2 separate regions of the Homo sapiens genome follow, and region 1 is linked to region 2. The links are chromatin loops, found by intact Hi-C in ENCODE. Cell type or tissue: IMR-90. All regions are shown on one strand. Each heading gives the region's core, and the rest is flanking DNA. Links, peaks and the distances in the headings are about the cores only.

Region 1 (15,877 bases), core at 6,084-14,083, 270 kb after region 2:
TTTTTGAGACGGTCTTGGTCTGTCACCCAGGCTGGAGTGCAGTGGCGTGATCACAGCTCACTGCAGCCTCTAACTTCCGGGCTCAGGCGATCTTCCCACCTCAGCTTCCCTTGTAGCTGGGACTGGAGGTGCACACCTCCACTCCCAGTTTATTTGCTAAAGACTCTTACACTTTCTGTATCCCAGACTTTCCCAGCCTTAGAGTCTCTCCCAACTCATTTCTGCTTGCCTATGTATATCTTCACTTGGATGTCTAATAGGCAGATCAACATGAACTTGGCTTTTGTCACAATCAGGGTCTCAGCATGGGACAGCTGGCGTACTCAAAAGTTTTAATAGAAAGTTTAATGACAGCCAGGAGTCGTTGCTCATGCCTGTAATCCCAGCACTTTTAGAGGCCGAGGCAAGCAGATCACTTGAAGTCAGGAGTTTGAGACCAGCCTAGCCAACATGGCAAAAACCTGTCTCTACTAAAAATACAAAAATTAGCCAGGCATGGTGGTGCGTGCCTGTAATCTCAGGTACTGGGGAGGCTGCAGGAGGAGAATTGCTCGAACCTGGAAGATGGAGGTTGCAGAGAGCTGAGATCATGCCACTGTACTCCAGCCTGGGCAATGAAAAAAAAAAAGAAAGTTTAATGAAGTACAGTTTGCCAAGGTGTGGGCAGAACTATAGAAGCCAATACAAGGTGTTAAGGCATCCAGGGATTAGCAACATTGGAAAGCTGTTATCTTCTTTAATCCTGTAGGGACAAGCAAAAGGAACCCAGGGAAAGCCTGAAGCCATAGAACAAGGTCCATCCAATTGAAGTAGCAATCCCAGAATGCAGTGACTGGCAGAACTGGAGTGAGACAGGGAGGGTCTAAAGGAATAAATTCTCCTACTTGTTTCTTATTCAGCCTCTTGCTGGTACCTCATATTGCCTTATGCCATTTGAAATCAGACGACAAGAGCACACCCTGGCCATAAAGCAGAGCAGAGAAGTGTGGGAAATAGATGGGTGTGTGCTTGTGTGTGCACATTGTTTGTGGAAGTGGGGGGTTGGCACAACTTCTACTATTACCAATCCCCATTCTCCAAATAAACACACACATCTCATTCTTTCTTCACCCTTCTCCATCTCAGCAGAAGGCACCAGTATACACTCAACTGTTCGTGCGAAAAAAAATTATCAAGGACCATTTTTATTCTTTTCTTTTTTTTCTTTCATTTCCCACATTCAAACCATTACCAAGCCCTGTTGGTTCTCTCCATCTGGGCCGCCATACCCTTATGCAAACCACCATTATTTCTCCCTTGGGCCATATTAGGAACACCCTAACTCCTCTTCTTTTTTTTTGTCCCTACCCCTCTCCAACCTACCTCCCTATCTTTGTTACGAGAGACTTTGTAACCTGATGGTGACAAGGAGTATTTACAGTCCAAACAGCTGTCGATAAAGCAATATCCCACTTCATAATTTTATTTCACATGCCTCTCCTGGGAACAGGCCACTGTAATAACTCTTCGTTCACAATTCTAAGCCCTGCAGATCCATCTGTGAACAAAACAAAGTCTCTCCTCTGGTGGAGTTTACATTCTTGTAGGAGGAGACAGACGATAAACAAATAAGTATAAAGTGTGCCACGTATTGAAAATTATATTATGAAGAAAAATAAATCAGGGTAAGCAGAGAGTGACTGAAGTGCCATTTTAGTCAGGGAAGTCCTCGCTAATTAAGTGTTTGAGCAGAGCCTTGAAGGAAGTCACAGGGAGTTATGAGCCAAGAGTTCCAAGCAGAGGAAGAGGAAGTGCTAAGGCCTTGATCCAGGATCATGTCTGGATTTTATCAGGAAGTGTGAGAAGACTTCTGGCCATGCAGAATGAGCAAGACAGAAAGTGAGAGGAGGCCAGGTCAGAGAGGAGGTGAGGGGCTGGATCATGATCAAGTGGAGGCTTTCAGGCCATGAAAGGGATTTGGATTTAAACGGGTGTGATTGTGAACCAATAGAGGGCGTGAAGGATCAGTGGCAGGAGCTGTGTCACAATTTTAAATCATCACTCTGGTTGCTGTATGGATAATTGAGGTATAACTGAAGGCTGAAGTACGGATAAGCTCATAAGTAGAGAGGCCAGTTAGGAGGCTGTGGTTATAGACTAGGTGAGGCCTGAATTAGAGGGATAACAGTGGGATAATGAGAATGCTTAGAATTGAAGATATATTTTGAAAGTAGAATTTGCTAATGGCATGGATGGGGGGGCTATAAGAAAAAACAAGTTTAGTCAGCTCTGAAATACAGTCTAACTATTAGCACTTTCACAAATCATCTCTGTCATTTGAGTCATTTGCTATTGTTTATTCAAGAGAAGCACTTTTTTTGGTCAAGACTTTATAATATTTAGTATCTACTTAATAATCTTAAATATTTTAATGTATCTTTTCTCTTGGACTCATTGTAAATGAAAGAATTATACTTGGATGAAGAGAATAAAATTCAGATTATACTTTAATGAAGAGACTAAAATTCAGTAAGTTGTAGAGCTTCAAAAGTTGCCTGCTACTCAACTCTTGTGTCTTAGTCAGAGCCCTGAATGATAAATCACATTGACCGCAAAGCCCAGGACTCCTCAGGACTCTTGTTTTTTTAGTTAATCTTGTTTTGTTGAAGAACAACTTCTCTTCCACCCTGCTTTCTTTTCTAAACTCAAAGCCTCCTCCAGAGTGGAGAGTTTTTCCGCATCCCAATTATGCAAAATGTTGATATTGGGTAGAGGAAACACATAGAATTAAAATAGTTTTATTAGGGGCTTGGGAACTGTGAGTGGCCAGAAATTTCTGGAATTTTGCAATGCGTTGATGGTGCCAGCAGCCCAGAGAAAGACTGGCTCTGATTGGTTACTATGGGATCTATGTTGTTCAGGTACATAGTAGAAACTCAGTAAATGTGTGTTATTGAGTTAAGAAATGGAATACATTGGGAGGGAACTGAAGAAGATATCATTTGGAAAAATGTAACCTATATAATCATTAGGGGAAAAATTCATTCCCTTGTGTGGTATGGATATCATGAAGTTGAGACAACCTAGGACTTAAAGGGTCATTGCTACAAAGAGTGGGGAAGGATTCCATATTTTGCTGTCTGTAGCTAGGACACAAAAATAGCCATTCGCTCTAGGTTTACACAGGAAGTTTGATATATTTTGATAATGTTGATATCAGGTAAGCTGAATTTTTAAGAGTTAAATTTTATATTTTCTATAGGGAAATATAAATGTAAAAATGCTCAATCAATTACAAAAGGAGAAGTGAAATTAAACTATACTGAGATAGCATTTCTCATCATTAGGTTGGCAAAATGCCAATGTCAGTGCACACTCTGTGGATGACACTAGTGATGGGGTGGGAAACAGCCATTCTTATATATTGCTGGTAGAAATACAAAATGAATAGTACGACCTATAGGAAAAGGAATTTGGCAATATTTAGAAAAATCACATACTCATTTACACTATTGCCAATCTTACTTTAAAAAAATTATCCCAATGATTCACTGGAAAAAGCAAGAAAAGATATGTGGACAAGGCAATTCACTGTAAGCCAGTGCTTTGTAACAGCAAACTACTAAGAACAATTCAAATGCCCACCAAAAGGGGCCTAGCTGAATAAATTATGGTACGTCCACACAATGGTGTACTCTTCAGCTATTAAAAAAACAATGAATCTGTTAGGCTGGTGCAAATAATGGCAAAAACCACAATTACTTTTGCACCAACCTAATATTTATACCCTTCTTTCTTAGATAACTAGAAAAGTAACATACATACTTCAGGTTTTTTTTTCATTCAATAATAAGACATTCTGAAAACGACTTTAGAATGGCCTGTGTATGTGTGGAGAGAGAGATTCCTCATTCATGTGTATTTACATATTCATGTGTATATGTATGTATAAGTCAACTTTGTTCTATATTTCAAGTAAAAATAAGAATCGAGGTTTTAGGGTATCAGTTAATATAGACTTCTGGGCTGGTTGACCTTTGCATGAGCCAACTGGCACTGAATTCTTCCTTCTTCTAGGTGCTGTCCATTGCCTGTGAGCATCTCCAAAGGCTCAGTCCTCAGCCCTCTGGTCCTTCTCCTCAAATTCTATTCCCAAAATTCAACTATTCCTGTGGGTTCTGACCTCATGGCACAAGAAATAACTCAGTAGGACAACATATGAATAGGAGTGCAGAATTTAAAAACATTTAATTAAAAAAATTAATTTTCTTGATTAAAAAGGAATAAAGCACACAAGATAGAGGGGGCAAATGGTCCATTAAGCTTTCAGTAGAGGACCTAAATTACATTTGTGACACGTAGCCTTGGTTTGCTCTCTAACCATGAAAAAGCCTTGATCAATGGTGCTTTAAGAAAAAGTAACCTGAAGGTTTGCAGGCCCCTCCAGCTCACGGCTCCTGGATAAACTCACCCAGAGTCTTTTTTCAAAGTCTATGAGGGCGGATGTTTGTCCCCATATAACTAACTCTCTGTCTTGTTTTAGGGTCACTGACCATCCTATGGATGACCGTCTCCATCAGTGCCCCTGACCGTGGATTCCGGGGTGATCACCTCAGAAAATGTTCTGACCACAGATCCAGAGAGACCATCTCCAGAAGTGCTCTGACCACAGACCCAGGTGATCACCTCTGTAAATGTCCTGACCACAGATCCAGAGAGACCATCTCCAGAAGTGCCCTGACCACAGACCCAGGTGATCACCTCTGTAAATGTCCTGACCACAGATCCAAGGTGACCACCTCCGGAAGTGTTCTGACTGTGGACTCCGGAAGTGCCCTGACCGTGGATTCTGGGGTAATCATCTCTGGAAGTGCTCGGGCTGCTGATTCCCAGCTCTTGCTCAAGCTGCTCACCTGGTGTGTGGATCTGCCATTGATGGTTAGAGCTCCGTGGCTCCTTGCCTTTGACTGTTTGGTTTTCTTCCGTAGGACAGTAGGAAAACGCTTTTCCCTTCTCACATCTCACTCTTTTTTTGTTGTTGTTTAAGACGGAGTTTCACTCTTGTCGCCCAGGCTGGAGTGCAGTGGTGCGATCTTGGCTCACTGCAACCTCTGCTCCCGGATTCAAGCGATTCTCTTGTTTCAGCTTCCCGAGTAGCTGGGACTAAAGGTGCGCCACCGACTCTGGCTAATTTTTGTACTTTCAGTAGAGACAGAGTTTCACCATCTTGGCCAGGCTGGTCTCGAACTCCTGACCTCAGGTAACCCATCTGCTGGGATTACAGGCGTGAGCCACTGTGCCCGGCCCACATCCCACTCTTAAGGCCGATGTCCCATGGCGTAGTGGCCCGGTTTCCTAGTGATAGCTAGTTTTACTATTATCCCAAAGCATGCAGGTGACTCTGGAGGGTTACAAACAGCCCCACAGAGTGCACAGGACCCCTCTTCCCTCGCCTGAGAGCCAGAATCATTCATCAGTTTTCGTAAGTGATTGATTTCTCTTCTTCAGCCTTCCTCCAGAAGGAACTTTTAACTTTGTCCCTCATTGGTCTAAATTTCTGTTGCGTGTGGAATTCAGGCTCCTGAATTGCGTGTGAGGTTTATGGATCCTACAGAAACCTGGGGCATGGCTGTGTCTATTAGTTTGGAATGTGCAGGAGTCGGATGTTTAGGGAAGAATAAATAGCCTCTTACTCTTTGAGGGCAACAGAGCAAGTTTCAATAGGTCAATTTAGGGTGGGACTGGGAGTCTGTGTGTGGGAGGCAGGAGGTAGACGAGTTTGAAGTTTGAAGTGTGGGGGAAGGGAGCTGTCCATGCTAGAATGTCCAAACCTCAATTCATAACTCAATGTGCCTTGGTAGGTTTGCAGTGTCTGCCATACCAAGACTTTCATTTACTGTAAGAAATTTTTAGCTAATTGCATGCAGTATATTTTTACCTGTGACTAAATTGTCAACTCAGTTTTAAAGCTTCTTGAATCTGTCTTAAAAAGTAACACTGGGCTGGGCGCGGTGGCTCACACCTGTAATCCCAGCACTTTGGTAGGCTGAGGCGGCGGATCGCCTGAGGTCAGGGATTTGCGACCAGCCTGGCCAACATGATGAAACCCCGTCTCTACGAAAAACACAAAAATTAGCCAGACGTGGTGACACGTGGCTGTCATCCCAGCTACTCTATTCGGGAGGCTGAGGCTGTAGAATCACTTGAACCTGGGAGGTGAAGGTTGCAGTGAGCCGAGATTGCGCCACTGCGCTCCAGGCTGGGAGACAGAGTGAGACTCCGTCTCAAAAAAAAAAAAAAAAAAAAAAAAAAAAGTAACACTGTTCCGTAACTCCCTCCCTACTGTTTCCATTCACCATTCCTCACTCCTTACGACTTTGGGAATCTGCTGTTGTTACTGTTGTTAGAAGGGTACCAACTTGATAGAATTTAGTAATATGGTAGAAGCCATGTTGATATATATTTTTTAACGGCTCTGTGGGAAAGAAAGGCAGCATTGGTATGGTTCTTGGATTTGGGGCTTGTAAAAAAAAATCGATTTTTTTTTTTCCTACATTGCGGGCTTTGAAAAGACGAAGCAGTGAGAACAGCAGTCAATTTCATGCTCAATACAAAATATTACGAGCTGAAAAGTTCTGTACCAGAGACTTCAAAGAAAATATAAAATATATATATATATAAAATTTTAAAGGCATAAAGCTTACCTGTTCCATTAGGTAATTTGTAGACTTCAACTAGCTTCTGCCATTTCTGTGAAGTCTCCACAGTTTTCTGAAGAAGGTTACTCTTCAAATCACAACTATTGTTCAATAAAAAGAAAAGAAAAGATATTGTCATGATATTTGTGCAATATTTCTGCATTATCAACTTTTGATTCGTAAAAGGGAAAAAAGCCTGTAGCTTCCCCAAGGAAAGCCTGTAACAATCTATTACATGAATCTAACATTGCACGTTTTGAAAAGTTTAGAAATTGTTTTACAGAAAAATCGTATTGCTTTTATTTATAGCTTCATAGGTCATCTCCAAACTCTGTGAATGCAGAGCAGTGAAAAATGGAAACACCTTAGTGTTGCTACAGACGACCCTTTGTTTGACTTTTCTTTTGGACTTACAGCATAAAGGTGTTGTATTAACACACATGAAAATATTATATAACACTTGAAAATATTTCAAGAGGTCTCTTCAACTAGGTAAAAACAAAAAACAGTGTTACTGAAAGAATGAAAACCACCTTGTTACAAACATAGGGGCCTTGCAGCAAATTAGGGTTCTGAAAGTTGGTTGTGTAGTATAAATTAAAACACACACATACACACACACACACACCAGACACTGTCTTTGTAACTCTAGTTTAGCTCTTCATTGATTGCAAATCCACTGGACCTAAACCAAATCTTCTATAACCCAACTGGTAGCTTGATGTTGAGATGGTAGTATAACCAGGCCATGGTATCTGCTACTCCTGCTTACAGCCAAAGGTGACAAATGAAAAAGGGAACACTTTTGCTAGTCAGGGAGCAGTATCTTCTTCCAGGTTAAGGCTACATGTGTAGCTGTGCTTTCTACTAGAATCTCCAAATGAGCTTTTAAAAGTCAATTTTTTTATTATAACAACCTTAAACGTTCAGATGAATCAATACCCAATCCCTATCTCACAACCTAGGTCCCTCACTAGAATACTACCTAAAGGGAAGGACAGCATATGCCTTTACCCCTATTGTATCTCCGAGATTCAGCATATGGTAGACACTCAGTGAAAATTTGTTGATTATGTATTCTCTGTTCCAGACATCTCCCTGCTATTGATAGGTTCGTCATGCAGCTTTTAAAAGAGCATGATGAAATCTTCCCCTAAGACATAAAGGAATTTATAATCCAGCCCTCAAAATACCCAAGAACATATGTCTTCTGATTTCTTTTTAAAAAGAGCCCCATTTAAGGCCTCTGTCCAGCCTGGAAATTAAACAGAAAGGTTTAGAACATGCACACAATAATTGGACTGATATATTTTAAATAAATTTCCTCTTCTGTGATAGTGAGAAATAACCCAGCTAGGGCTTTAGTCATTGTATTACACAACTCAGGCTGCCATAACAAGGTACCACAGACTGGGTGGCTTAAAAAATAGACATTTATTTTCTTACAGTTCTGGAGGCTGGAAGCCCCAAGATCAAGAGCCAGCAGGGTAGGTTTCTGGTAAGGCCTCTTGTCCTTGCTTGCAGAGGGCTGCCTTCTTGCGGTGGACCTGCATGGCCTTTCCTCTATGTGAGCAAGGAGAGAGAGACCTCTAGTGTCTCTTCCTCTTTCTATGAAAACAGTCTGATTGGATTAGGGCTTCACCCTTATGACCTCATTTCAAACTAATTACCCTACTAAAAGCCCTGTCTCCAAATACAGTCAAGTTGTGGGATAAGGCTTCAATATACCGATGGCGGAGGGAAGACACAATTTACTTCATAACATTCTTCCCACATACTTACTTAAGTTATGAGACATTAAGGAGAAGAGTCCATCATGCAAGGAGTTTGCATCCTCTTCTGGGGAAAGGGTTAGTGCAGTTATGCTTGTATGCAGGATAGCTGTATAATGTGGTGGAAGTATGATCTTGTTATTACCCTTATTTGGACATTATATGTGTTTTACAGAGACATGTACAGTGCCAAGTTGACAAGGGTGGGCTTATGATGGTTAATTTTGTGTCAACTTGATTGGACCATGAGATTCCCAGATATTTGGTTAAACTGGGTATTTCTGTGAGGGTGTTTTCGAATGAGATTAATATTTGGATTGGTAGACTGAATAAAAGACAGCCCTCCATAATGTGGGTAGGTTTTACCAAACCAGTTAAAGACCTATGTAGAACAAAAGGGTGACCTTCCTCCAAGTAAGAGATTTATCTTGCCTGACAGCCTTTGAACTGAAATATCAACTTTATTTTTTTTATTTTTTTGTGTGTGTTCTTTTTTCCTTTGCCTGATGGCCTTTGAACTCTGAGACAGTGGCTCTTTCTGGTACTACAGCAGCCTTACAGCCTTCAGTTTCAAGCTGGGATATAGGCTCTGCAGGTTTGTAGAACCCTATTAATTCTGTTTCTCTGGAGAACTCTGATTAATACAGACATGCATTTCAAAAGCCAGTTATCTCCCACGTGTTGTCACTTAGTCATGTGTATTGTAAATGTATCCTGGTTAGTCATGTTTATATTTTATTGTTGCAGAATGTGGGAATCAGAAAATCTCAGCCATACTTCCCACAGTTTTCTGACTCTTAATTTGTGTCAGAAATTTGAGTGATTACAAAATATCCAAGTGACTATGAAATATTTCCTAAATTCTCTAACATACTGGCTGCATGACCTCGGGTGAATCGCTTATTTGCTCCAAAATTCAGTTCCTCATTTGTAAAATGGGGATAAAAATATATCCTGTTTCTATTTCATGGAGTCATTTTAGCATTTCATGACATGGCACGTGTAAAAGTTCCTGTAAAGATAGAAAGCACTATCATGTGATTGAGTTTTGTACTAATACTGTATAATATACACATGCATTTGCTGCTATGTAGGTTTATCTTGAATGGAAAATTCCTAAACCTTAGGAAACATCTTTTGATGACACACTCCTTTGGTTAAATCAGAGATGGAAACTCAGTAGCACACATGCTGCTAGTCTTCCTTCCCACTTCCCTGACAGGCATCTGAAATCCAATCCACCAAGGAGATGCTTCTTTCCCACTGAGCATGTTAAGGGTTTAGACTGGGATTGGAAGCTCACGCCTATGATCCCAGCAGTTTGGGAGGCTGAGCTGGGAGGATCGCTTGAGGCCAGAAGTTTGAGGCCGCAGTGAGTCAAGATTGTGCTACTGCACTCCAGCCTGGGCGACAGAGACCCTGTTTCTTTTTAAGAATCTTCTAATGCCTAGTATTATATTAGCATTTTAGTATTCCTGGCAACCACTACCAATGGACCTGAGTAGGTCCACAAATTGATGCCTCATTGATTTGTTACTAATCAACTAACCAATTTGTTACTAAGTTAGCAATTCTGTGGGTAGCCTGTTCTGTCAAAGGAATGTCTGGATTAATTGGTGTGTGGATGGTGTGGAGAACTATGTTTAATCTCAATTGTTGCAGTTAGCAATAAGAATTATAACTCTTCTGCATCAACTTTGCAAAACATTTCCAGTGTGTCCCTCAGCATTTGAAGCCTTTATGGTCAGAAATACAGACATTTCTGCCCCTCTTGTAAATTTTCTTACAAATTCTGCAGTTTGTGGGAATTGCCACTGCAAAAAAGAGTGACTTGAAAGGGAACAAGAAATCAGACAGACTATGCGCCAAGAGAAGAAAATGGGCCAGATTATCTACCTTCCTCACCATCCCTTGCTTGTCTTCCTCCCACCAGTATGGGCATAATTACTCCTTCTGGGGATGGTTTTTTTCAATTTCTGCTCAAATTACATAGAAGAAACCAGAGTTCTCTGATTAAGTAAGCAGAAGGTTTTATATTTCCCTTTGTCACTGAGTCATAAAAAGAAACAAAACAAAACACATTCAGCTCAATCGAAATCTAACCAATCGCATAGCTTTATTAAACATAGTATCAACAGAAAGAAAATATGTAGTCTTTGCCCAGAAAGGATGGATGCCAAGAACAGAGTAATTTTTTGGCTTTGTCTTTGATATCTGTAAATTTTATTCTTTGTGCAAGTCACTACGTTCCTGAATAGCTGTTGATATTAAACATTGGGGGAAACTTACAAATGGACAGTGAAATCCATTAGGGATTACCAGATGTTAACTAGTCACACTCCACAAGGGCCCTACTCACATCTGTTTTTGACCTCCAGGGTGCATAAAATACTTTCTTTTCTCTTCTATTATTCTATCTCCTTATTTTTCTGGCCAAGTGTATATTGGATGCAAAACTTGTTCAGACCAAAACTTGGCATGTGAACTCTTGATTTGGCTGCAGTTAGGTTACCACCAATTTGCAAAATAAAGTATGAATAATAATCCACGCTGTAAGAGTGCAAAGTAAAATAAATCTTTACTTTACCATCTTATCTGGGAATGTTAATCAATCTGGCATGTAAGTCAACCTTAATTTCTGTGTAAAAGTTCCAGATGTAGTTATGATTCTATTTTATAAATATAACCAACATGTTCGCTATCATGAGAACTAAAGACTCCATAGATCTCAAGAATGACCCTTTCCTTATAAATATAATCCAAGCCTAGGGGCATGGAATTCAAGTGGGTTTGCTTGATAACTTTGCCTCTATACAGTCTCTTCGCAGCTCTTTGCTCCTGTCCCTTACTCACTTCAACTTCTTTCCCCCTCCTTATTTTCTGCCAGGTATGTGCCTCCTCCTTACTTGCAGGAATTAGATTAGCTATTTGGGGAGCAATAGCTCCAAATAGCTATTTGGCCGAAAAGGGAATTGTCTTTTGTGTCTGCAGTGGTGATTGGGGATGTTAACCTCCATCATTGTGTCTGCAGTGGTGATTGGGGATGTTAACCTCCATCATTTTTGTCTTTCAATGTAGGCATAAATATTAGACATCTGAATATTTCAAACTTGATACATTATGAAAGACTGTAGTCACACTCAAACCTCACTGATGCTCTGTCTACCTGGCACCAGGATGTCATTAGCCATCTGTCCACTGTGTGCAGGCCTTGCACAGACTTGCAAGACTATCTAGAGCCTTTAGCCACAGTGAAAGCTGGGGGAAGAAAACCATTGGCTCTCATTTATTAGGTACTCACTCGCTATGGTACAGGCACATTACCTTCTTTGGTGCCACAGTAGCATGTTAGGTAGTGCTCTTACAAAGGAGAAAAGGGAAGCATAAAAGGTTTAGGTTCTTTCCTGTAGGGACATAGTGCTGACAGCCTGATGCTAAGGCCTGTGCCCTCACCTTGTGCTGCTACTCTCCCTGCCATATTAGAGAGGAGCTTTTTCAACCATTCCTCCCATTTTGCAATTTTTGGTCACCAAACAAAATGCATTGCCATGGTATCTCCTTTCTTTGGCATGTTTTTTTTTAAATGTTTTTATTTCAATAGCTTTGGGGGTACAAGTAGTTTTTGGTTACTTGGATAGATTGTATCCTGTTGAAATCTGAGATTTTAGTGCACCTGTCACCTGAGTAGAGTACATTATACCCAATATGTAGTTTCTTTATCCCTTGACTCCCCTCCACTCCCCTCTTTGAGTCTCCATAGACCATTATATCACCCTGTATGCCTTTGCATACCCACAGCTTAGCTCTCACTTATAAGTGAGAACATACAGTATTTAATTTTCCATTTCTGAGTTATTTCACTTAGAATAGTGGCCTCCAGCTCCATCCAAGTTGCTGCAAAAGATATCACTTTGTTCTTTTTATGGCTAAGTAGTATTCCATGGTGTATACATACCACATTTACTTTATCCATTCATTGGTCAGTGGGCACTTAGATTGGTTCCATATCTTTGCAGTTGTGAATTGTTCCTTGTCATGCTTTTATCTCTTACTGCTTTGCAATTCTGCACTTCAACATCTGTACCTCCACCATCCCAGGATGTATTCTCTTGGCACCCAGTTGAGCTCCTACCATTTTGTAGGTGTCATCCTCTTTTGAAGTTGATGCCATCTTCTTTAATAGCCTATGACTCTCTTAACCTTCCAGTCATCTCCTTTTATTCACTCAGATGCTTGGCACATGAATTAGGATCCTTTTCTACCAAATTTACTTTTAAGAGATTTTACCTTCCCTGGTCATTCCAGAGACATCCAATTTCTTGCTGCCTCTATTTTCTTCTAGTCAGTTGACTTCCTCCATTTTCTTTTTTGTTCTACTCCTCCTAGACTTTACAGCTGATCTCACAAAAGTTGATATTAACATCCTTGGTTCCTTTAGATCTTCATACTCTGTTGACCTTGCCCAAGAAAACTGAATCCTAGATGAATGCCACAGTCCACTTTCTCTATATGTGGACAACTGAAAGTTGCTAGAGGAAATTGCATATCCCTATATGATGCTATTAATACAAGCTTAGAATTATTCATTAGCCTTTTATTTACCTTTTCTTAGATTCTACTCTTTATCTTCAAAGACAAGCTCAAGTCCTCACCACTCTCCTCCAGTTCCCCAACCAATGCCCACACTTCACTATCAGCACATGGTCTCCTATCCTATTACTATGATGGCTGAGATCATCAGGCCTGACCTATATCATTTTTCTGTCTCACTTTAGTCATTCTCTTATCTAAACCCTCACCCTTCCTTCCTCCCTGCAATCTTGGAGGACAAGACATCCCTTCTCCTGCCTGGAATCCCTTCCCCCTTTCCTTCCATTTGGTGAACTCTCTCCTCATCTTTTAAGGTATGGCAAGTTGTCATCCTTCCTAGAAGGGTTATTTAAGGCCAGTCCCATAATTGGGTTAGGTGACTCCTTGAAGCTTTACACACACATACACACACACACACACTCTCTCTCTCTCATATTTGAAGCTTTTCTGGCAGACACACACACACACTCATTTTTTTCTAGTATTTTGGGTATAATAAAAATATCTCTTATTTCACATTCTTAAAGCTGCTAAGAATGAAATAGACTGTGACTTTGGAAAGGTCACCTGCCCCTTCTGGGCCTCAGTTTGTAAAGTGAGAAGATTGGACTAGATAAGCTCTGTGGACCTCTTAGAACTGAGATAATGATTTTTATTGATGACAACAATCATAGAACAGACTATTTTCATGGAAGGCAGCAGAAAGGTAATTGATTACGGTACTTGAAAAGTATTCTTAAAATGTCACATAATTCCTTTATCTGACATTTCTGAAGTCTATTTTTAAATGTATAATCTGCTTTGAAATAAAATTAAAGAACCAAATAAAATGTTATATTTACCTATCAACTTTTAAAAAATAAACCTTTAAATTTTATAATAGTTAGATTTGCATGAAATATTTGCAAAAATAGTACAGAGTTCCTACGTACTCTTCATTTATTTTCTTATTAACATCTTACATTATCACATAACTTTTGTCACAAATACGGAACCAACATTGGTATATTATTACCAACTAAACTCTTGGCCTTATTCGGATTTCATTATTTTTTGTTACTAATTTCCTTCTCATGTTCCAGAATCCCATTCAAGAGACCACATTACATTGAGTCATCATGTCTCCTCAGTTTCCTCTGGTCTTTGAGAGTTTCTCAGTCTTTGCTTGTTTTCCATGGCTTTGACGGTTTTGAGGAGTATTGGTAGGTTATTCTGAAAAATGTCCCTCAATTTGTCTTTGTGTAATGTTTTGTGAGATTTTTGGAGGAAGATCACAGAGGTAAAGTGCCATTTTCATAACCTCATACAAAAGGAGCATGCTATCAACATGACTTATCACTGATGATATTAACCTTGACCTCAATGTACAAAGCATTTTCATAATCATTACCTCATGTGATTCTTTAAATGATCATGAAATGGACAAGATTGGCATCCTTAGGTCCATTATACAAAGGGGGATTTTGAGGCTGGGATGGAATTAAGGTGTTGGGACTGCCACCCCACTGGTTCCTTTATAGCACCTGACCACCTCTTCTAAATTATACATAAACGAAGCAATATCTTACAATGCTTTCCATGTCAACTCACTCTAGAGCTGCTGTGGCTAGGAATGTTCATGATTTAGTGATTCATGTTATCTTCATCCTGTAACTGTAACCTTAGTCTTATTTGAACAAATTTAGATCATCACAGAAGATGATCAAATGTTTCTACTGATCAGTGTTCTCCCTTCTTTGTGATGGAGTGAGGCGTTGAGCTCACACAAATGACATTTACTAGCCCCATCATTTACAAGCAGCTGGCCTTAGAATACTCAGCTATGGTCCCAGCTGGGGAATTATACCTTTCTGTTTTGGGTGTTGTTTACCCAATCCTCACTTATATCTTTATTTATTTATTCAACAAATATTTACTGAGTACCTGCTTTATTCCAGACATTTTTCTGAGCACTTTTGAAGTATCAGTTAATTTAATCTTAATAATAGACATGAAGGTCTATCATTATTTGTTTTTATAAATGAGAACCAAAATTCAAAGAAATTAAGTAACTTTCCAACTGTCACATAAGAAGTGGAGCCAACTCTTGAAGAAGGTGGCTTAATCAAGATCCTCCACCTGCACTTTAGATTCCTATTCCTTGTTAGCTGTTGAAGTGTCTGAAAACTGATCACTACCACTGACTTTTATTAGTTTCTAAAGATGAATAATTATGATAGTTATTACTAGCATAATAAAGTTCTATTTTCCTTCCTGTTATATTATAATGTGAAATAATTACAATTCCTTTTCCTGTTTAATACACACATTTTGAACAGTAAAGCAACCTGTGAGTTTTCTGTTTCAAATTGGGAACTGAGAATTAAGATTTCACCTTTGAAATGGAAGAAAAGATTTTGAAAATCCAAAAAGATACAATAGAAGCAGTATTAGAAAGCATGAGGGGGTGAACCTCCTTTTTGAGGAAATCCAGGAAGACAGAATACAGACAGGATTGGGTCAATGGAAAAACCAGTGCAGAGGAAAACAGACTGAGATAGCCAAGGTGGGCCCAGTTCTTTCTATGAGCACTCCTTAAGAAGCTGAAGTCACAACCCGCAAGTACAAACAGCAGTAATGCTTGAGGTGTTTGTTCAACACATATATTGAGAACAATTGAAATATCTGGAGATCACTTCTGCTTCCTTACTTAGAGGCTATCACTAGCGATATTTGCTCCCAAGCTAAAACCTGAGAGGTGTTCTTTAAAGAAAAGTTGTTGGGTGGGCTGTGAGGCTTCTAGTAAGGGTGTGGGTAGAATCAGAGCATTGTTATGGGTAGATATGGATCTTCACAGCA
Region 2 (11,562 bases), core at 3,563-11,562:
ATATGTTTTTAAATTATTAATAGTTTAGGAAAGCTTCAGCCTCACAACTTATTATTGGTAACATCATATAGATTTTAGCATTAATGTCCAATTTCAGAAAACATTTAGCAAGTTTTCTTCATACATTAGCTAAAAGATTTAAGCTTCTTTTCAGGTTATTTTATGCAGGAAACAATTTAAAATACTCTTTACTCCTTAAATAGGTGGCACTCATTCACCAAGTTGTGTTGATGCCCTCCTTGGAAAGGCATATTATACAATTTATGCTACCTTCATCAATATTAGTTATTTTTTTGTAAAAATGCAAGAAGCTTAAATCTATTTTTAATGTTGTCATATGATTCACTTCTATTAATTGGGTTAGCAATTAATAATAAGCAATGCAGAAACTTATTCATTGCTTCCATTTAAAATGTATTTCTTCCTTTTATTGGATTTTAAAATTTATTTATTTATTTTTATTTTATTATTTTATTTTTTTTCTTTGAGATAGAGTCTCACTCTTGTCATCCAGGCTGGAGTGCAATGGTGCGATCTTGGCTCACTGCAACCTCTGCCTCCTGGGTTCAAGCGATTCTCTTGCCTCAGCCTCCCGAGTAGCTGGGATTACATGTGCACACCACACTCAGCTAATTTTTGTATTTTTAGTAGAGATGGGGTTTCACCATGTTGGTCAGGCTGGTCTCGAACTGCTGACCTCAAATGATCCTCCCACCTCAGCCTCCCAAAGTGTTGGGATTACAGGCATGAGCCACTGCACCCGGCCCTCTTATTGGATTCCTACTTTAGTTATGACCTCAATTTTGGGGAGTTATGATTTACTTCTTGATGTTAAATTAATTTCTATTGATTTCATTGCTCATTTATATTGTTCGTTTCATATTCCACTATATTTTAATTTTTTTCTCAGTTCTCAGTAAATAAGTCAATTTAAAGATGACAAAAGAAGGTACCCTGCATATAATCCCAAATCAGAAGTTGTAATTTCTCACTTGTTGAACTAAAACATTCCAGAAGTCTGCCCAAATTGCAGTTAAAATGGTATATTCAAAATTTACTGAATAAAATGTTTGCATTTCATTTGCACTTTGGTTTTTATTCCAAGTCTTCAAAAATATATTTTAGAGTTCTTAAAATGTCACTTAAATCATGGCAAGACTTGAATAGCTTTCTACACAGCTGATGTTTAGATGAATATCCCGTAGGCTTGCTGCTAGCTCCATACATTTCAAACCTGGTTTCTCCTCCTCCATTACTCACACATGTCCAGAGCCTGCCCACAAAGGACACACAGACAGGATCTGGCATCTTTCTATCATGATGTCACAGTGGATGGTACGAGAAGCTGTATCTATACAAAGATGGCGATAGATTATTATACAAGAGTTCCCTCTCCCAGTTGAGGTAATGACCTTTCTAATGTACATATCCAGTCCTATCTGTTTGTTGGAAGTTTATATTTTGTCATTCCAATATCACATTAAACTTAATGTATTTAAAACTAAACTTATATTCACATCTCATTATTATTATGAAAAATTGGCTTCGAATTATACTAATGGCACAACTTCTCTTTTAGATCCTCTTGTTCAAATGTGTGCAAATTTTGGTTTGTCTTAGCTTCTCAAGTCGTTTATATCCAAGTAGTTACCAACTTCTATGTTAAATTTCCTTTATAATTTTTTTTTTGAGACGGAGTCTCGCTCTGTCGCCCAGGCTGGAGCGCAGTGGTGCGATCTCTGCTCACTGCAGCCTCCGCCTTCTGGGTTCAAGCGATTCTCCTGCCTCAGCCTCCCGTGTAGCTGGGACTACAGGCACGTGCCACCATGCCTGGCTAAATTTTCGTATTTTTAGTAGAGACAGGGTTTCACTGTGTTAGCAAGGATGGTCTCGATCTCCTGACCTCGTGCCTCAGCCTCCCAAAGTGCTGGGATTACAGGCATGAGCCACTGCACCCAGCCAATATTTTTTACATAAGTCCATTCCTTTCCATTACCGTTGCTATATGCTAGCATTAAAAAAAAAAACTTAGCAATTTCCTAATTTTCCAATTAATCTCTCTGTCCCTAATCACTTTTCATTTCAAAATGTTGTTATAACATTGCCAAGTTACTTTGCTCAAAATACTGCTGTTATCATACCAGTCTCATGCTTAAAACTTGCAATCTAAATTGCTGTTTATAACATTTACATGAGAACTTTTACCAAAGATAGAATTTAAAAAATGAACTCAAATTTCTGAAGAATTAAAGCTACTTCCATATCTAGTAAATACTTTCAATTTGGATGAATTTGGTGGAAAGCTAGTCTAAATTTGAGAGCAGTCTGAATTATAGAATATTTCTAAATAAAACTTCACTTTCAAGTGGTAGCAATTCTCAACCTCTCGAGCAAGATTCCTAGAGAATTTATCCCTCATGGCCGAGGCATCCACTTTTGTAATGAGTTAATTTCTCTCCAATGCATCTAGAATCTTACTAGCTATGCAACTATCCTTGAGAAAATTCAGAAAATAGTCATTTAATCGTTTTCCGTAGAATGTAGTTCTCTTGCAGATCCCTATTAAAAAAGACTGGTATAGTAACTGACAGTGCTAATAAAAGGTTACAAGTTGAGATTCTGGATATACCTAAATGACTTAAGAAAAAAAAAACTCACTTGTAATTAGCAATGTCCATTTGCATATAAACAACAAATGCTGCCAAATTCAAACTGTTCTGCTTAAGAGAGCAAGAGCTGGTTTATAAACAGCCTCCATGTAATAGTCTCTAAATTATGAGTGTCTTTGTTTTTTTATAGACCAAAATTTACTATTAGTGCAGGCCAAGTTGATATATTTGAAATTCAAAGTTATTTGGGCTTGATTTAATATAGTTTTTACTGTGCATAATTTGCAAGAAGGTTCAAGCCACTACAACATTTATTGTACAATTGTTAAGACATAATGTAGACTACAATAATATTTAGTTACAATTATAAGACAACATATTTTTTTGAGAAGACAAAATATGTTATAATAGAGGTGATTCTGGACTTATCATTAAGATGTTTTGAATTTAAATATGTAAAAATTAAAGGTGGCTAATTTTTGTTTACTAGCAATATAATATTTGTTTACTAGCAAAAATATATTTGTTTACAAGCAATATAAAGTAGTGATATTGGTATATTTAGATGGTATTATATTTAGCTGTTAAAGTGACAGAAAATTCAAATTCCAGCAGCTTTGACCTGACAGTATTTTATCTTGCCTTCACATAAAAATCCAGAAATAGACAGTACCAAGCTGTATGGTGGCTCTGCTTTTCACAAAATCTTATGGGATCTAGGCTCCTGCTACCTTTCTGCTCCTGTAACTGGCCTCCATTCCTGTCTCTTTTGGGAGAGTAGATGGTAGATGAACGTATGCTGGCAAATTATACACAGTTGCAGCAAAATTTAATTTGCTGGTTTTCAGCCACTGGTTGTGCATCAGAATCACCATGGGGCATTTAAAAACTAGAGATGCCAAGCCCTACCCCAGACCTATTGAATTAGAATAGTGGTGGGGGAGGTGTCTTTGTTTTTTTTTTTTTTAAATAAGATATTTTATTTATTGTTTTTTTGTATACGCTTTAATTGGTAAGTGAAGATATTTCCCACATTTTCCCCAGATATCATTTAAAAAAATTTTTATTTTAGTTTGGGGGTACATGTGGAGGTTTGTTACATAGGTAAACATGTGTCACAGGGGTTTGTTGTACATATTATTACATCACCCAGGTACTTAACTCAGTACCCAATAGTTATCTTTTCTGCTCCTCTCCCTCCTCCCACCCTCCTGCTTCAAGTAGACCCCAGTGTCTGTTGTTTCCTCCTTCGTGTTCATAAATTCTTATCATTTAGCTCTCGCTTATAAGTGAGAACATGTGGTATTTGGTTTCCTGTTCCTGTGTTAGTTTGCTAAAGATGATAGCCTTTGGCTCCGACCACGTTCCTGCAAAAGGCATGATCTTGTGCTTTTTTATGGCTGCATAATATTCCATGGTGTATATGTACCACATTTCCTTTATCCAGTCTGTCATTGATGAGCATTTAGGTTGATTCCATGTCTTTGCTATTGTGAATAGTGCTGCAACAAAAATTCGCGTGAATGTGTCTTTATGGTAGAATGCTTTATATTCCTCTGGGTATATACCCAGTAATGGGATTGCTGGGTCAAATGGTTACCAGTTCTGCTTTTAGCTTTTTGAGAAATCACCACACTGCTTTCCACAATGATTGAACTAATTTACACTCCCACCAACAGTGTAGAGGGGTTCCCTTTTCTCTGCAACCTCACCAGCATCTGTTATTTTTTGACCTTGTAATAATAGCCATTCTGACTGGTGTGAGACGCTATCTCATTGTGGTTTTGATTTGCATTTCTCTAATAATCAGTGATATTGAGCTTTTTTCATATGCTTGTTGGTCGCATGTATGTCTTCTTTGGAGCAATCAGGCAAGAGAAAGAAATTAAGGGCATCCAAATAGGAAGAGAGGAAGCCAAACTAGCTCTGTTTGCATATGACAAGATAATTCTCTATCTATAAAACCCCATAGTCTTGGTCCAAAAGCTCCTTCAGCTGATAATCAACTTCAGCAAAGTTGCAGAATACAAAATCAGTGTACAAAAATCACTAGTATTCCTACACATCAGCAGCAACCAAACTGAGAGCCAAATCAGAAAGGCGATCCCATTCACAACAGCCACAAAAAAACAATAAAATACCTAGGCAAACAGCTAATGAGGGAGGTGAAAGATCTCTGCAATGAGAATTACAAAACACTGCTCAAAGAAATCAGAGAAGACACAAATAAATGGAAAAACATCCCATGCTCATGGATAAGAAGAATCAATATCATTAAAATGGCTATATTGCCCAAAGTAATGTACAGATTTAATTCTATTCCTATCAAACTACCAATGACATTCTTCACAGAACTAGAGAAAATTATTTTGAAATTTACATGGACCCATGAAAGAGCCCAAATAGCCAAGGCAATCCTAAGCAAAAAGAACAAATCTGGAGGAATCATGTTACCCAACTTGAAACTATACTACATAGCTACAGCAACCAAAACAGCATGGTATTGATACAAAAACAGGCACGTAGACCAAAGGAACAGAATAGGGAGCCCAGAAATAAGGCTGCACATCTATGACCATCTGATCTTTCATGAAGCTGATAAAAACAAGCAATGAGGAAAAGATCCCCTATTAAATAAATGGTGCTGAGGTAACTGGCTAGCCATATGCAGAAGATTGAGGCTGGAACCCTTTCTTACACCATATATAAAAGTCAACTCAAGATGAATTGAAGACTTAAATGTAAAACCCAAAACTATAGGAATCTTGGAAGACAACCTAGGCAATACCATCCTGGACCTAGGAATGACAAAGACACCAAAAACAATCTCAACAAAAGCAAAAATTGAAAATGGGATCTAATTAAACTTAAGAGCTTCTGCACAGTAAAAGAAACTATCAGAGTAAACATACAATCTACAGAATGTGAGAAAATATTTGCCGACTATGCATCTGACAAATGTCTAATATTCAGCATCTATAAGGAACTTAAACACATTTCCAAGAGAAAAATAAATAACCCCATTAACAAGTGGGCAAAGGACATGAACAGATACCTCTCAAAAGAAGGCATACTTTCGGCCAACAAGCATGTGAAAAAAAGTTCAATATCACTGATAATTAGAGAAGCGTAGTTTGTTTTTAAAGCGCTTCAGGTGATTCAGCTACATGGTCGGGGTTCTGAACCACATTACTTCAGAACTGCTATGGGAAGGAATTATAGGAAAGACTGAGTGAGAATTGTGAGCACTTCTTCAAACCTCCCTTTCTTCCCCTCACTCATCTGACTTGGTTACATATTCTTCTCTTCTCCAACTCTCATCAAGCCTTTGGAGCAATTTTTGCCATGGCTCATGTGACAGAAGAAATACAGAGGGAAATGTAATTTAGGATTAAAACAAAAACATTTCTAAAATAAACTTAGGTGATAGATAAAAGCTAACATTCACATCTATAAGGTGAACTCTTTGAAGGCAAGGCCCTCGTCTTTTTCAGCAAGACCTCCATAGGACAACAGAAGCTCCAGAGGGGTTGGTGGGGGAATAAGCTATATTGGTACCAGACTGTAGCTCTCCGTCTAACTTTGGTTGCTCCAGGGTGGGAAACTAGGACTAAAGATTTAAGGGTTATAGCTACCTCTTCTTAGTTGATTTCACCTCAATGACTTTATCTGATTTTATTGATAGAAAACTGCTCTCAGACTTGTGTGGAGTCTAGGAAGAGAGCAAACCAAGTTCTTGATGATACTAAATTAGATTTCTGGAGAGGATGTGTTCTGAGCCCCACACATTCTCTTTTGACTTTGAGCCCTGTGATGCTTACTTACTTTATAAATGGCTTTTGGGGGTTCATCCTGGATTGTTTTGAGGGAAATTTTCTAGCTGGCTCCCAATTTTATTCTCTTGAGACTATTCTAAAGAGGCATCTTAGATATCACCTTCGCTCATTAATGGAACTTTATGTATTCCTGGCCTTGGAAAAATCTCATTCTTCTAAATTCTCTTTTGAACACAGGACAACAAGAATGCGCAGTACTAAGCAAATTTTATTTAACATTTTAAGGTTACTTTTAGGTTAGGTTGAATTTCTCAGTTATGTTTCTTATCTAATCTGGTCTCACAAATTAAGCCATTTTTTACTAAAGGAAATGAACACCATCTTCCACCCTGTTCTGCATTTTCTCATCCTATTTTTGTTCTTGTTTTAAAATTTTATCTAACACTTCTAGTTTGGATGAGCTCACTCACAATCTCTTTGATAATGGCCATTCCTACAGAGAGCGCTCCACTTACTTCTTTAGTTATGAACGTTGCCAGTTAGCTAATGGTCTGTAATTACAGACATTTAAACTTTGAAAAACCAATGTTTTCTCCTTCCCATTTTCAGGAGACAGATTTAAAAAGATTTATGTGAAGAGATAAAAATCCATTGTGTTTCTTGTTGACATAAAATGCTGCGTAAAACTTCCTGGTTTTTCTCTTAAGTCTTTTTAGTGTTTTTTTTTTCCCCCTTCCTACTTCTTGAATAAAGTCTTAATTAGGTTCTATGATTCTTAACACTTGTTTAATATCCCATTGAAGAGTGAAGGTGGGCTTCAGGTTTTCAATAGTTAACAGGCATCCCTGGCAGTCGCAAATTAGAAAAGCTTGGGTGGTGGAGCATTGGGCTGGGGAGGAAAAGAGGAAATGCAAAAGGAAATACCTAATCCATCGATCTGAGAATTTTGTATACACTGAAACTTAATTTTAAAGGTGTACAAATGACAACTGTGTAAAGAAGTCTCAGGGCATATATGAGTGTGCACGTGCCACATATGATAAAATTCACATTTTCATACCCTTGAAACTAAGTGTAAAAAGAGGTTTAGGGCAGAGAGAAAAAACAAATGAACCAAATTATTTTGAAATAAATACGTAATAAGTAGCATTAATTTATCTTCAGAAAAAAAGGTTAACTCTTCAACTGGGGGTAAGCGGGGGGAAGTATAACAGTTTGAAAAAGAATCACTGTTTGCACATTTTTTGATGAATATAAATGAGTGTATAGTCTAAACTTTTGTTGTTATTTTTTCTTTTGGGATTCTACAATATTATAATCTTTATGCTTTTAACAAGAAAACTCTTTTTATTACATAAATCTGTAAATATGTTAGCTGAAGAATTTATCTTCCTAGTTCAGGAACTGATTATGCTCTCTCCTCTTTAACATTCAACTATTTAAGTAAAAATTGAGGTAAAATCCACTAAAATAAAATAAGAAATGTAGATAAAATGCTGACAAGTCTCGGTTTGTATTTTGAACTGCAAATCTTCTGAACTGTGAATGTTTCTTATATTTTGAAAGTAATTTAATGTCTAGTTGCAAAGGAAAAAAATGACAAAACTATATTGAACTTTGGCAATTTTGAATGTGATGACTTTGTCACTTAGTTTGAAAATCATTCTCATGGGCACAAAAATGAAGTTTTAACCAAACCTCCACAGGAGGGCACTATAGTGTGACTCTGGTGTAAGTTGCAGCCACAGCAATTCATTCTGTCCTTCTCCAGCTCTTGATTAAACACCTTAAATAGTGAGTCCTTCTCCTGGATTAGAAAATTCTGGATTTCAAAACTCAAGCTAGGTAGACTTCACATATGGTAAATATTTTTTCTTTGCTAAATTAGGTAGGTAATTTAATCTTTCTTTTGAGGCATGTATTTAACATAAAATCTTATCTCAAAATACAGCAAAAAATGGCAGGATGCATGTTCTGAATGAAATAAACTATAAATAGGTTAAAATTATATAATGCTTTAAAATAACAGAAATAGTTTAGAACATTTGGTTAAGCAATCAAACCCAAAAGACATTACAACAGATAAACGCATGTATTACCTATAAGTGATACTATTTATAAAAAGCATATGTAAATGGTATTAGTTAAACACGGTATATACTACTTGCAATGGTACATCTAGCTAAGTAGATGGTAGATAGTTACATAAATCTTAGTAAATGTAGAAACAGAATCCAAACATAAATATCAAAGCATTTCCAAACTGGTTCACTTGATCCCAATAAAAGCTCTAAAAACATTCACTGTAATGATAAAGATCAAGATTTGGCCAAGATTAAGATTTAATAAGCGTTTCTCATCCTAACTTTCAATTTCACTAGTTTATTTTCAAGTTGTTCTCCAGGAGATAACATATTTTGATATTTTACTAGAGTTTTTAAAATCAATATAAAAGTACTTGTAATCTTGGCAATTGCCATCTGTCTTTGTGAGCCTTGCCTTATTATTTTGAGGACTAACAGAGCCTTGCAAATCCAAGAAAGCTGTACTGAATAGACAGTTTTATTAAATTTGAAAAGTCGCAGGAGCAGTAGTTATAGATACAGATTATATGGTTCTAATAACTGTTTACATAGCAAATCTATTTCCAGTAAGGAAACTTTTCATTTTTCAGTTTTGCCAAAAGGATTTAGGTAATTCCAAGACTGGTAAAAAGTTAAAGTGGGCTATATCAGCAGGGCTTAACTTTTGGGTGGTAGTTGTTGTCTTTACAGTCAACTATTGATAGATTTAATGTTCTGGGAATTTACAATTGAAACAAAATAATGTAACCACATTACAAATCTGACAGCTTTTTGAACCTGCATTCTAGATTAGACATTGATGGCATCATATTTTCCTAGAAATGAAAAGTACTTGCTTAAAGCAAAGGAGTTCTCTAAATTTTTGATGGTTCACACCTGGATTGAATAATTAAATTTGTTAGTAATTAAAATGCTAGTTCATCACTCCCCTGGGGAATCCAGGCAGACTGTATTAATTTAAATATCTTTTCTTTCAGCTCATACAGATCTTTATGCCAATAAAGAATTCAAAAAGTAGATTTAAAGAAAGACTTGGGTAATCTGCTTTCACATAATAAAATTACTTTTAAATATTGTTATATAAAACTGGCAAATTTTATACAGTCTGACAAACAATAGAACCATATATATTCAAAATTCTTTTGCTTTAAAATCTGGAATCTAGTTAATCAGAACATTTTAATTATGAGATTCTTCATTGTTTAGAAATTTTAGAACAGGTAAATTGTAATCAAATGGCTTGATATCAATCACTCAAAATAATGTAACTTCTGGCATCTATATTAAGGGTGAAGCAATTTCTGCTGGATTTTATATGACTTTGAGGTACTAAAAGATCTCCCTTTAAAAAAGAAACTTTCCCCCCCTTCCCTCCCTCCCTCCCTCCTTCCCTTCCTCCCTCTGTCCTCCCTCCCTTCCTCCCTCCCTCCCTTCCATTTTTAATGTTTTTCCAGTCAGAAAATTGTGCCAACAGATTTTTCATAAAATATCACGTCAAAAGCAAATTTAGTTAAGCAAAATGCTCCATTAAGCACTAATCAAAATTTTGCTGCAAAAATCTGTTTAATTTCCAAGTTTGACTCCTTAGAAGTATTTTGAGGGGCAACTGCTGTATTAATCTTAATACAAAAAAAAATGAGAAGGTGAAATATGAGATTTGGTAAATACTGAAAACTTCTACAATGCAAGGGAGATAAAAGGAAGATCCTGGATTTTATGTGGGTTTCATCTTCAGGTGAAGGACTGAAAGAACCATGCCTCCTCAGAGGATTATGTAACAAAACCCAACGAAAACAAGAGCCAGTATGTGTGGAAGCAGCTTCTCCTGATAGCTCAGATGACCATTCCTAGAATTCTCATGACCTCGGGAATTCTGTTTGTTTTACTTTTTTTTGGAAATAACTTCAAATTTACATATAGTTAGAGAAATAATACATAGTGCTCCCATATAACTATTGAAAATAAATTGCAGACTAATGCTGCATCCCTTGTCATACTTCAATGTGCATTTCTTAAGTACAATGACACTCTCCTACATAACCAGAAAACAGCTATTAAAATTAACTTTGATCTAGTATTGCCATATGATCGATCCCTCTACTCCAATAAAATTTGCCAATTATCCCAAGAATGTTATTTATAAGTCCAATATCCAATTTAGGAGCATATGTTTTATTTAAATATTCCTTTAGTCTCTTTCGATTTACAAGAGTTCCTCAGCCTTTCCTTATTTTTCTTGACCTTGACATTTTTAAAGAGCCTACAACAGTTACCTTTTAGAATCTCCCTCTTTGGGGCTGTCTGACGTTTCTTAATGATTTATGCATTTTTGACAGTAATATCACAGAATTCATGTTGTTTTTCTTAATGCAGTATATGAGGAGGAAACAATAATAATTTGCACTATTACTTGTATTATGAATGTTTATTACTTAGATCAAATGATATCTGCCAAGTTTCTCAACTGTGAAATTAATTATTCAGTACATTATATTTATTACTTAATAAACAGTTAATAATAATTTTATGGGAAGATACATTGGCACGCTTTAAATATTTGATTCCTTACCAAACTTACACCTACCAAGTTCAGCACTCTTTGATCATTCATTCCTAAATCAATTATTGGGATGGTTACTAAATGACAATATTCAAACTCTATTGTTTCTTGTGGATTTATTAGTTGTCATTCTACTGATGTATTTTCCTTCCTCTTCATATGTCTATTTTTTTCATTTACCTATTCATAACTGTAGTGCTTTATGGATATGTATTTTGCTCAAATAGTTACAATTTGTTCCTATCATAATTTACTTGGATGTTCACATTGGCTAGGAGGAGTCCCTTCAAGCTGGATCTGTGTCTTTTGGGCAAGATCCCATCATTCTTCTTTACTTTTTGTCATGATAACATATTCCAGCCCCATCTAATTTTTTCCTTTCCCAAACCCAAAGTCAGGCATTTCTTAAGAAGCTCTAGTTTTTTTTTTTTTATTGGACAATGGTATTTAGAAACCAAGAGCTGGGTGCTAAGAGTGCTCATTGTTTTGTTTTGGGTGGCATATTTTACTTTTAGTGGTGAGAACGCAACATG

What was found. Peaks named below come from ENCODE experiments on the same cell type or tissue, not always from the same donor. Only the 100,000 strongest peaks of a DNase experiment are listed, where the experiment ranks them.
Region 1: a loop joins it to region 2, with 3 times the contacts of the local background. A loop is called at or near these places in 7 of 110 quality-filtered maps.

The regions. Positions count from the first base shown.
Region 1 is chr10:61,458,399-61,474,275 of GRCh38, reverse strand. TMEM26-AS1 (TMEM26 antisense RNA 1) reads right to left here. Exons shown (of 6, transcript NR_120643.1): 2 at 6,684-6,778. Among named protein-coding and RNA genes, the nearest start is that of TMEM26, 13 kb to the right of the region's middle. In IMR-90, for the core only: no CTCF peak of the experiment used is centred there; DNase peaks (open chromatin) are centred at 9,135, 9,615 and 10,545; H3K27ac peaks cover 239 bases.
Region 2 is chr10:61,730,069-61,741,630 of GRCh38, reverse strand. All of the region lies in intron 5 of CABCOCO1 (ciliary associated calcium binding coiled-coil 1), which reads right to left. Among named protein-coding and RNA genes, the nearest start is that of CABCOCO1, 73 kb to the right of the region's middle. In IMR-90, for the core only: a CTCF peak has its summit at 8,100 (motif pointing right); a DNase peak (open chromatin) is centred at 8,110.